Regions from separate parts of the Mus musculus genome. Here region 1 is linked to region 2. A link is a contact called in ENCODE Hi-C data. All regions are on one chromosome and are shown on one strand. Each heading gives the region's core, a stretch centred on a gene start or an enhancer-like site at or near the end of the contact. The rest is flanking DNA. Distances are from core to core; before and after follow the strand shown. Region 1 holds the start of Cr2 (complement receptor 2). Region 2 holds the start of Cr1l (complement component (3b/4b) receptor 1-like).

Region 1 (6,343 bases), core at 3,503-6,002, 45 kb after region 2:
ACAAATGCTGGTAAGGATACAGACAAAAAGGAACAATTTTACATTGCTAATGAGAATGTAAACCAATCTGGCCACCATGAAAATTGGTTTGGAGATTCCTCAACAAACTCAATACAGATCTACCACATGATCAGCTATAGCATTTGTCAATGTTTACCCAGAAGAATAGCACAGATATATTTGCACATCAATGCTTATTGCAGTATTATTCACAATGGCTATGTAATGGAACCAACCTACATGGCCAGCAACTGAATAGATTAAGAAAATATATATACACAATGGTGCTTTTTTCGGCTATAAAGAAGAATGAAGTTATGTTGTTTGTTAGAAGATGGATGAAAGTGGAGATGATAATATCAAGTGCACTATCAACCTCTCTCTCTCACCTTCCCCCCCCCCCCGCTCTTTCTCTCTCATATACATTTGAGAGTAGCAGTAAACTGTCTGAGAACAAAGGGGATTAATGGGAGGGGAGAAGATTAAGGAGCGGAAGGGTAGTAGGTAGTATATTGTTGCAGTGCACTGTATAGTTGCATGAGAATGGGCTTATATAACCTTGTATAATAATTATAATAAGATAATAGTAATAATAACAATAATTCTATACATTGGGGTGGAAAGAAAGTTGTGTCCATTATTTGTACCAGTTATTTTTCTGATCATTGTCACATATATAGTTGACAGAAACAACTTAAGGGAAGGGAGATTAGTTGCCTCATACTCCAGGGTACACCATTGATCATGGTAGGGAAGGTACATGACTAGACCAGCTTAGTCCATTGGGAAGGGATCTGCAACAGCTGCTGCTTACATGACATCAATCAGGAAACAAAAAGGCTTGACTAGAAGTGAAAAAAGGAATATAACCTCTAGGTTCTACAAATCAGTTGTAAACCAAATATTCAAATACATGAGCATGTGGGATATATTGTACATTCAAGCAATAATGAACACAATAAAAACAAAAAATATACTCCCTGGTTTTAAAATAAAAGCAGAAGTACACAAGTAAAAAGCATCTTTAAAAGGTTTTATTTTTTGAAGATTTTATTTTTTATTTCACGTCTAAGAATGTTTTGCCTACGAGTATGTATATGTCCACTATATGTATTCAGTGCCTGCAAAGTCCTGACTAGAGTGATCGATCTCCTGGAACTGGAGTCACAGGTGCTTATGAAGCACCAAGCAGGTGCTGAGAACCAAACCCTGGTTGACTGCAAGAGCAACAATGCTCTAACTATTGAGCCATATCTCCAGCCCTACAAGTAAAAATCTTATAAATAAAACATTTACCATAAGAAACTAAAGTACCACAAAGATCTTATAAAATCAAATCACTTTAATTGATTTATATAACTATCTTAATCACTAAACTTTATCATATAGAGAAAAACATATTCATTTGTCATTGAACTTGCTTATTTATTATTTATGGCTTTATAAGATAAAGTCTCACTATATAACCTTGATCTTAGAGTCCTTCTACCTCAACCTCTCTAGTACTCTACTTCTCATTATATTTGCTTTCTTATTTTAACAAACTAGAGTAAAGAAACCCCAAAATAGCTAGTAAAAGCTTTCTGATATATCAGAGAAAAGAACTTGTCATTAGCAATGAAATAAAGGCCATTGCCAAATACAGAAGTGGATGCTCACAGTCATCTATTGGATGGAACACAGAGCCCTCAATGGAGGAGCTAGAGAAAGTACCCAAGGAACTAAAGGGGCCTGCAACCCTATAGTAGGAACAACAATATAAACTAACCAGTACCCCCCCCCCGAACTGTGTCTCTAGCTGCATATGTATCAGAAGATGGCCTAGTCGGCCATCAATGGGAGGAGAAGCCCTTGGTCTTGTGAAGATCATATGCCCCAGTACAGGGGAATTCCAGGGCCAGCAAGTGGGAGTGGGTAGGTTGGGGAGCAGGGCAGGGGGGGAGGTATAGGGTACTTTGGGGATAGCATTTGAAATGTAAAAGAAGAAAATGTCTAATAAAAAAAGAAATAAAGGCCATTGCAACATCCATACACTTGAGTATGGCTCTAAAAAAAAATTCTATATAGGAGTGAATATTACCTCCTTAACTTTATTTGCAGAGATCCAGAAGTTCACTCTTATTCAGATCAGAGGAATCTAGACAAAAAGTACCACTTTGTGAAACCCTACAAGAGTAGAAAGAAATATACCTGAAAATTTACAAATTTAAATTTTTTCCCACAAAAGTGTGAGGCAGGTACAGGTGAAGGCTAAACAGTGGTTGCCTGCTGACTCAAAGACATTCACCAAGCTCCCAAGGCCACAGTCAGATCAGCCTTCTCTAACTCCATGCTTCTACTGGGGAATTGAAAAAGAGTCACCACTGTTAGGAGCCAGATCTTACTGTAGTTTCCTCTTTTGTAATTCTTTAGTTTCTTCCATTAATTCCCACCAATTTCCCCAACTACATACTCTGTGAAAAACATCAAGAAAGTCTCTATGAAAAATGAAGGCTGAAAAACAGTGAAGATAGATATCTTCAAAACATGATGAGACTTCTACCAGTTATTCTAATCAAATAATAATCTGTGATTATCAATTGTAAATAAGGACAAAAAATTATCTTCTACAATATGGAAAAACATTTAAATTCATAAAACTCAACAATAAAGACCAAGAGAGATACAAGATCTGGAAACTATAGAAGAGGAAACTTTACAATGTGACTTTCCATGCCAAAATGAAGCAAGAATCAGACTTTGTGCATGAGGGTTAATAGAAGTCTCATCTCTAGTAAGGAGATCTCACACTGTATTGAAACTGCCCACCTTCCAGGCCACAGTACAGAATTTCCAGAGATTGGTTTCTCCTCCAATCAGAAAGTGAAAGAGAGCAGGTAAAAAGGCACTGCTGTCAAACCTGATGACCAATCCAGTTTAATCCCTGGAACCCACGTGGAAAAAGCAGAGAACGAACTCCTATGAGTTGTCTTCTGACCTCCAAGCACATGCCATTGAATGAACACACTTCCCACAAATGATAAACAAATAAACACATTTAATGATTTTTCAAAGAAAAAGAAAGGCTAGCCTACAAGCTATTACATGATAGGAATTTTCATGAGTCTCTTTTCTCTCTTTACATCTTTCTAGGATCTGGAGTGAAGATCGGAGTAGTGACTAACACTGAAAATTCTTCTGGAGGACAGGGAGAGATTAACTATTTAGATGTAAAAGGCTTTACACGGATGATTTAGAAATCATTTAGAAGTAGATGGAGGATTTATATGTAGAATAAAAACAAATCTGAAAAGTTGGTCAGAAGACAGGAAGTAGGGAAATCATTATTGAGAATTATCATCAAATGCCTTAATACTGGGTTTCCTGGCTATCTGATGGATATGGATGATTTTTTTTAAAAATGAGAGTCATGTATGTTAACCAAAGTATTGTACTGAGCATAAAATATTCATCAGTGAACATGAAATAAGGTCCAGCCATCCCTAGAATTGATTTTCCAGTAGAAATTGTAGCAGAACTAATACATAATATTCAGACCCTATAACAACCAGATCCATCCTTAGCTGCTAACGGCTACCTTAGTGTCAACAGTCAAGTGCCAATTGACTTAATTTCTCTGACAGCTCCTGATTTCTTTCACCTTCATGGGATGTTAGCACAGCTCATTTCTGACTTTATATATGAAAAACTGAGGGTCAGGGCTCTAACCAACTTGCCAAATTCACGCAGCCATTGAGGTTTACTGTAAGTAACCTATGAATTTATTCACTATGAGAACAAGTTATACTGAGACTTGCCAAAATCCACTCAGCATTGAGGTTTTTGCAGTAAATGTCTTATACCTGATCCCTTCACTACCAGAATAAATGGTACTACTTTAAAAGCAAGCCAATCTGTGAAACAACAACAACAACACACACACATGCACACACACACACACACACACACACACACACACACACATACACACACACACCACTTACAGAGAACACTGAAGGAGAACCTACAGAAGCACACACCACTACAGAAGTCATAGTTTTAATTCATGTTCAACTTTAAAAACTAACTGAAGATAGTTTTTAAACATACTATCAAAGATAAAAAATCTGAGACCCACATTGGAGAATCAGGTGTTACTCTTTTTAAAAACCGAAGCAGTGGCTCCATGCCTAAGAGGCACATGCAGGTCTGTAATTCTTGAGCACAGATTGGGACACTACTGTGTGAGCTCTTGATGAATTCCCTGGAGACTGGAATCCAGGGAGAAGAGAGCAGACCCCCCCCACACACAAAAAACAACAACAACAACAACAACAACAACAACAACAACAAAAACAAAAACAATGCAGCAGTCACATTCCAAAGCGACCATAAGTGTCTCAGCCTTCTATGGTGATAATCCATCTCCCAGAAGAGGTGGGGACGTTCTGCATCAGGAGACAGAGGGATCTCCAAAGGTGTCAGGGACAGCCAAGTATCCAGCATTGGCCCCACATCCCTGGTTTGTCCTCTAGCCTTTGTGTAGGCACAGAAAGTTTCCCAGCCCTGGTGGAATTCCCGTATTTGAGCTCCCGTGCCCAGCTCACCAAGAACTCCTGGAGTGATGAGAGTGAAGAAAACCCAGAGCGAACCCAAGGATCCCATGTGTGCAGCAGTCCAATGGCAGGTTGCGCTCTGTGAGTTGTGAGCCTGTAGCAAGGAGAGGAAGAGGACGGGGCTGGCTGCCTGCGGGGCTGGCTGCCTGCGGCTGGCTGTAAGCAGTGGGGAGCAGACCCTTAAATAGCATCGGCTCCGCGCGGTGGCGCTGGGTACTGAAGATTTGTGAAGCACAACTGCAGGTGACTAGGGGCGGAAGAGGCAGAGAGGGGCGGTCCCCGGGAAGTCTGCTTTTGGTTCAGGCTGGGTTCTGCGACGCCTGGCTTTCCTATATTTTGTTGATTGAGCAGCCAAGTACATTAACTTTCTCGTTCCCACCCCCCTACATCTGAAACAAGAATTTCACAAAATAATACTCATGCCTACTGATCGTATGATATGCTAATTTACAGTATTGTATTCTTTAAACCTGTTTGGGGTTTTGTTCCAGTTAATTCAGTTTCAAACCCCATTAATGTAATCAACTCTCAGTTTGAGAAAACAGCTTATTTTACTTAAAGTGGAAATTCAGAAATAACACTGCCTGGCATTACAATCTTTTTACTCTAGTGTAAACAGTGAAATTTCAAATTTCTGTATAACTGTAAAGGGGTTTTCTAAATGTTAATATTTTAGAAATGTTATCTCTATATAATTATAAAGATATATAAAAGTATATATTTTGACTATACAATTGTGTTATGTAATTGTTATTTCTGACTTTTTAAATAAATTACAGACATTTATCTCTTCTTTAAGTATTTTAATGTGTATTTCCTAAAAATAAGGACAATATAACTATAGTAAAATGATCAATTACAAGACACTAATATTGGTAAGGTAGTTTTTCATAATTTTTTACTGTCTTCAAGTTTTGATGAATATCTCAATAATCTTTGTTACGGCATGATAAGAATAACAAAACTATCCACACTTCAGTGTTATATATTTAGTTTCCATGTCTCTTTCTTTAATTTGAAAAAGATCTTTGGGAGTAGGAGGTGTGTGTGTGTGCATGTGTGTGTGTGTGTGTGTGTGTGTGTGTGTGTGTGTGTGTGTGTGTGTTTTATGTGGTTTGCACGTGTACATGAAGATGTGTGGAGACTAGAAGCTAATATCAATGTCTTTCTTGCCAGCTTTCCACCCCCTTATTCGAGGCAAAGCCTTTCTCTGACCCTTAAACTTGCAGGTTATCTAAACTGGATGGTCAGTAAGTTCCATCTGCCTGTGTCAGGCTCTCTTGCACTAGGATTACAGGTAAATTGGCTGCAGCTTTTTACCTAGATTCTAGAAATCTGAATTCAAGCCCTTATGCTTGCTTGACAAATAGCTTTACAAACAGAGCCCTGTCAACCTCTTGGAATTTTGTTGTTTCTTTTGTTGTTAGTTTTTTATATCTTTGAACTACACATAGTTAGAGTATTTTCTAAAAATGGCTCTTAAATCATTTGTCTACTATACAGTACAGTAACAAATTACCCTATGATTAGTAGTGGATTAAGCGAGACTAAATAGTACCTTCCAGTTTGTACTATCATGATTTGGAGTCAATTTAGCTAGACTGGCAGTTTTTCATCTCCCCTGATATTATGGTCCAAATGAGAGCTTGCGCTACAGTCATCCAGTTGATTGGGACAGGAAAAGTCACACAGAAGACGCTCAGTTGCTGTTGACTGGATTCCTCATTTCTTCACCATGTGGTCACTGG
Region 2 (6,400 bases), core at 1,850-4,349:
AAGGCTTATAGATTAAAGGCGTAGTCTCACAGGCTATGATCTTATTGGGATGTGGTAGAATCTTTAAGAGGTAGGCCTTAAGGGACAAAATTAGGACACCAGTGACAATGCCTTAGGAGAAGATATTGAGACCTTAGCCCTTTCTTGCCTCTCTTTTCTTTATGGCAACTATAAGGTGAATGGGCCTTCTTCACCATGTTCCTGCTGTAATGGACCAAAGCCAGAGAGTCAAGAGAACATGAACTAAAACTTCTGTAATTATGAGTGAAAATATAACTTTCCTTCTTTTAATTCATTACCTCAATTATTTTATCATAGTATTGGAAAGCTAACGCATGTGTTATTTTGCTTATTCAACAGGGATAACAAATCTTTCCCACAAAGTCATGTTATATCTCTATTCATTTTAATCAAGAATCAAACAATTATGTTCAAGCCTTTTAAGGATAGGTAACATTGCGATGGCATTGCTTTGCTGTAGAACAATTATATTGTTTAAATATGTCTAGCATATTTAAAGTCTTAAGTTCAATCTGTAGCACAAACACAACAAAACACAACACAAACAAAAACCAAATAAGGAAGTAATAGATTAGATGTCTTTCCTGAGATTTGACTAGAAAGTAGTACTGCTATTCCAGAACTCTTGAATGAAGAGATGTTGTTGCCAACTCACCCTTGATTACAAGTATAATTAATACGGGATCCAAACTGAATGCCTGTGTGTACATGTACCAAGCCATTCTCAGGATCTGAAGGAGTTTTACATTGTTTTCCTATGAAAAAGAAACAGAATTTTGGAACCAAGTACAGTAAACTGAACTTTCTGTAGTTTATGAATTTCTAACCTGATTATAACTTACTGTAGAATATATATATTTGTAATACTTCAAAGTTTTTGCCACTTTGGGGAAATTCATCAGACACTAGCTTCCAAAAGAACTCTCATCCAAGTTTTTTCTTATTTTCACACAGTGGCTCCCTAAAACATGAAGCATTCTTCTAAGTATTCTAATTTATTGGCCTTAAAGTCTGAACATTTTTCATCTCTTAGTTATTAAATACACTTTGTTTCAGAATCATTACTTAATGACACTTGTGCAAAGTTAGACACCCTAAGTGAAATATTCTGATGATATTTTCTCTTAAGCATGCCCTGTGACAATCATTCTTATTAAATTTATTAACAATTGAGAAGACAGAATCACAGTTAAAAAGACTTGACTGACAAGAATGATGATCCACATGTACTATATACCTTAGATAAGATTACTAATAATGAGTCATAATCTAAAATCCAGACAAACTGAGGCCGACTCTACTATTTGGCACAAAGGAGCCTCTTCTGCAGTTACTCACGTATACACTTATCTTCAGCACTCGTCCAGGTTGAGTCTTGTTTGCAGGTGATAGAGAACTGCCTCTTGATATATCCTGGGAGACATTCATACAACAAATATGTTCCAATGGGAAACATGGATTCATCAGTTAGATTTATAGGTTTGGCAGAAGGAAGCTGTGATGGGGCTGGGCAGTGACCTGTTGAATGAGACACAGCAACATTACATTGGATAAAAGAACTTGCATCATCCCTCATACTCTCAGTTCTCCAGCTAGCTACAATGGACCATGCATGATCCTCCTCTCTGGCACTCAGGAATGGATCAGTACTATGGTCAACGGGGAAAAAATAATATAATTTAAAAAATGAAACTGCATTTCATTTTGTTAATGTACTTTCCAATACATATTTTGATTTAACTTCTAGACTCAGTTATTTTCTTTTAAGTCTTAGCAGCATTAATTATGTGGCAGAGAGAGTCAAATAATATGTAACCAATAACTATATGTTGGAAAAAAATCATTTTCATTTAACTTTGGAAATACAATAAAAAACAAACAATGCAAAAGACTTCAAGGAAGTCTTTCTCTTAGAAAGTTCTGATTAAGGAGAAAGGAAAGGGAAATTAGAACTTTCATGGTGGGTAAAATGGGCACTCTATTTTGTTCTTAACCATCAGTAAAATTTAATATGTAAATTCTACAGTCTTTTCTACTTGCAAATATTTCATTGCACCTTGAGGCTTGCTAGCTTTTCAAATCTTACCTTGGAGTGGGAGTGGAAGGACCTTCCTTAAAGTGGAAGCTCAAGGGAGTTAATGAGGATTTGGGGTGGGAGATAAAGTACACAGTCTCACTGTGTGAAAACTGTATCCCTGGGCCTGTTTGTCTAGGCCTTCGGAGAAAGTGCATAGGGAATGTCTCAAGATAGAAATAAATTAAGGAGCTGAAATTGGGTTAGATATTTGATGGCACCTATTAAATACCAATACCACGAAAGACATCAATATCTCCATTTCACAGATAAGGAAACACAAAAATATTAACTTTCCTCATAACCAAATTCTAGGATTAGAAATTGCATCTCTCAATATTCCTGCAACCCCCTGCTCCCCACACCGTTTCTCTCACTACATTCAGCACAGAAAAGCACAGCGTACAGCTAATAAAGACAAGCAGCTGGGAGACCACGCGTTCCTGCCGGCTGCGTACGACCCAAGATCTGGGTAGAGGGCGCCCCACGCTCACCCATGGGAAAGGGGCGCTGAGCACTCACAGGCAGCCCAGACCAGCGTTGGAGTCTGCGCAGAGCCTATTTACCGCGGGTTCCCGGTGAACCGTGTGTCCGTGCTTCCCCAGGCCTCCCCGCAGCTCACCCAAAGTAAATGGCAGCAAGAACAGCAGCAAAACTTCTAGCTTGACTCCTCCCCGGCCGAAGGCTACAAGGAGCCACACCGGATCCAGAGGCTCTGAACTCCGAGAAGAGACCTCCATTCCCCTCACACCGTTCTCAAACAACGTTTTACGGCAAATGGTGTAGAAAGCAGTCCCACCCAGAAATGGCGCTGGGTTCCGGAATAAAACTTCCTCTAGCTGGGCTAGGCGCGGTCTTGTTTACTCCAAGCCCCTGGGATTTCTGTGGAATTACCCTTGGGAGATTGATTCAGCAATGCAGAAACTGGTTCAATACCTAGTAGGTCAGCTCCAGGAAGTTTTCCACTTGCAGGAACCTTCGACTCCAAAGAAAACAAGGCATTATGGGAACTCGGTTTGCATATAGCCCGGCCTTACTCCTTTTAAAAATCTGCAAGGGTGGAGCCTAACCCTAATCTGCAACAGTGAGCTGACAGTTGCATACCCTGTCTAGTATACAGTAAGAACCTATTTCCTTATGATGAATTCGGATGTAACGTGCCGCTGGAAACAAAAAATGAAAGGTAAAAACCATAGCTCTCATCTTAAAAGGATTAGGAGTTTATTCTGAAGCCATTTTGAGTGATCATGACCCTGGAACAATGATATGGTCACCCCAAATTTCATGGAAGCAGTTTCATAAAGTTTTTGTGGTTTTACAGAGCAGAGAAAGTCACAAATTAAGGCAAGTTTAAAATATATTGTTGGGTACATACAAGAAGCAGGTAGTGGAAGCTTTTCTATAGGCTCAGGATGACTCTAATGGCACTCGGCTTTTGTATTGGTAGAAGCTAGTTGCCTGATAAGTCAGTAGATTCTAAAAGGTTGTTTGTGGTTTTGTTTGTTTGTTTGTTTGTTTGTTTTGTATCTATTGTATCATGATGTTAGTTCTGACTTAGCCCAAGATAAGGTAATTATTGGTCTCTGGACCAGCAAAATTGCAATCTCTCCAGAGTACTGAAATTCTAATCAGCCAATAGTCTTTGCAGAAACAGTTAACTTTCAGGAATTTCCTTTCACAGTCAGACGCAGTTTCTTTCCGGAAGTTTTTGTTCACAACCATGTCAGTGCTATTCAGCCTAGACCAGGATAGTGCAGTAATGAATCAGGGAGCGAAGCCAGGCCTTGCCATCATCCAAGTGAGATTTGATGGCAGATGAACAATTAATAAGTTTTCAGAAATGGAATAAACAGGATTTGCACTGAATTTTAATTCCTTTCTTAATACTAATGAGAGAGAGAGAGAGAGAGAGAGAGAGAGAGAGCCCTACTCAGAGATTGGTGGTAGTGCTTCTAGAAATAACAAATATAAAGAGCCAAGTTTGGGGAATAGAATTAAGAACTCAAATATTCCAAGAGAGAAATAGGACATGCGAACAAACATGTCCACATTCTGTTTTCAGAACCTGTGATAGGTACTTTATACGGCAGGAAAAGAAATGGCTAATTAAATTAAATCAAGAACATTTAAGTGGGGAGGTAATCCTGTCTGCCAAAGTGGGCTTAATAACCCTAAGGAACCTTACAGGAACATAGTCCTAAATCAGAGAGGAAGAACAATGAGGGCAGAGATCAAAGTTGCTGCCTCCAGAGAGCAAATGATAGCAGCCTCTAAAATGTGGAACAAATAAGCAGATTCTTCCCCGAAGCTTTCATATGGAACCAGTCCTGCTAGCACTTTGGATTTAGAATTTAAGTTATTCTCGAAAAAGTATGGAAGAAGTTATATTGCAGGTAAGTATACTTTCTTGCACCATATGCTATCAGAATACACTGCTATCCCCACATTGTTTGGAGGTTACATTTTAGCATCCACTTTCTTCCCTGAGTCCTTGATGGGTTTAGCTCCTGGCTGATATTTACTTCCAACAATGCTCCTCTTCTCTCACTCCTCATTGGCTTCAAAGATTACAGAAACTTTTTTCCACATGCTTGGCTTCACCGTTCCTTAAATTATCTTTGCCTATGATCTTGTCCTCCACTCTACTATGCCACCAAGGCTCATGAGAATATCCTAGAACTGTCATTATAACTGTGTCCTCTCCATGAGCTTAACTATCCCTCTTAACCACAAGTCCTACCCTTCTGGTTCACTCCCAGTGTCCTGATTCTCAAAATCTCCATTTCACAGTGTCTGCAAACCCATAGACCTGCCACAACTGGTCTCTTGCTAGATTAAGTTTGTGCTCCATCCTTACAGTCACCATTTTATATACACCTTCACTTACAGTACTTATTGGACAGAACAACAAAAATTTCAATTCTCTATTATTTTGCCTCCATTGCTCTAACGCTGAGTGTGGCTAGTGAAAAACGAAGAATTAGTGACAACTGGTCTTACTGTAAGGGACTGTACTGACTGGTTTTGTGTGTCAACTTGACACAGGCTGGAGTTATCACAGAGAAAGGAGCTTCAGTTGGGGAAGTGCCTCCATGAGATCCAGCTGTGAGGCATTTTCTCAATTAGTGATCAAGGGGGAAGGCCCCTTGAGGGTGGGACCATCTCTGGACTCATAGTCTTGGGTTCTATAAGAGAGCAGGCTGAGCAAGCCAGGGGAAGCAAGCCAGTAAGTAACATCCCTCCATGGCCTCTGCATCAGCTCCTGCTTCCTGACCTGCTTGAGTTCCAGTCCTGACAACCTTTAGTGATTAACAGCAATGTGGAAAGTGTAAGCTGAATAAACCCTTTCATCCTGAACTTACTTATTGGTCATGATGTTTGTGCAGGAATAGAAACCCTGACTAAGACAGGGTCCCTGATTCTCTGAAGAATGATACTGCAGTCTCAAATAATATGTAAACGCAAAGAGTGTTTTATTTTGCAGAAGTTCAGCATGCTGGGGTCTACCATCTACAAAGATAGAGCGATCCCAAAGTGAGCTCCCAGGCCTGTTTTAAAGCACATTAGGGGAATTCCAGGGAGGGTTAGGTGACCTCTATCTTAATCTTGGCTATCTCTAATGATACTCCATTGCTGGGACCTGGAGGGGCTAGAAGCTGTTGCTGGAGAAGTCTGGAAACTTGCTGAGGAAGTCTGGAAACTGCTGCTGACCCATTGTCCTTGCTTCAGGCCAGGTGGCAGGGCAGCTTCTGAGGCCTAGACTTGCCTGGATTTGCCCAGTTCTTGGAAACAGAGATTTAGGCCTCGTCCCCTGAACTGCCAATCTGAAGCTTATCATGGAGTCAGCCTAGCCTTCCCATTACTTTAATGACAATTTATTTCATTTCGATCCTTGTGCTAGGATAACAACGTATTAAGGGATAATCCTTCTGGTCAAAAAATTAAAATACCTGGCCTGTATAGATGACTAATATTCCAGTTGGACAAGATCAATCACCTGGCCAAAAGACCGCCTCTAGAAAGGTAGGCTCACATAAAGCCGTGCTAAAGAGATAGTTAGAAAAATTATCACTTAAATGAGATACTTTGCTTTTTTTGCCTTCCCGAAATTTCTACACCCCCCCCCCCGCCGCCCCATGCTCCATTATAATCTTTTACAGAGTATAGCTATTGTTGATTTGTAAGTCACCAACTTTTTTGAAGCACACAGAAAAGAATGACTTCATTTTCTTTCTTTTTCTTTTCTTTCTTTGGTTTTGTTGTTGTTATTGTTTGTTTGTTTCTACATTTTTATTTACTTGCTTT

What was found. A loop is a pair of places that touch in the nucleus more often than their neighbours do.
Region 1: a loop to region 2 is called in a map of v-Abl transformed pro-B cells, with 2.9 times the contacts of the local background. The contact joins the promoter of Cr2 here to the promoter of Cr1l in region 2. A Hi-C loop is called at or near these places in 3 of 37 maps with a recorded cell type or tissue (Patski and v-Abl transformed pro-B cells).

The regions. Positions count from the first base shown.
Region 1 is chr1:195,171,967-195,178,309 of GRCm38, forward strand. Cr2 (complement receptor 2) reads right to left here and starts at 4,753. Exons shown (of 26, transcript NM_001368765.1): 1 at 4,587-4,753. The coding sequence starts at 4,644.
Region 2 is chr1:195,128,471-195,134,870 of GRCm38, forward strand. It overlaps Cr1l (complement component (3b/4b) receptor 1-like), which reads right to left and starts at 3,100. Exons shown (of 10, transcript NM_013499.2): 1 at 2,718-3,100; 2 at 1,360-1,539; 3 at 677-776. The coding sequence starts at 2,835. Gm32313 (a long non-coding RNA gene) reads left to right here and starts at 2,974. Exons shown (of 3, transcript XR_865921.3): 1 at 2,974-4,488; 2 at 5,997-6,118.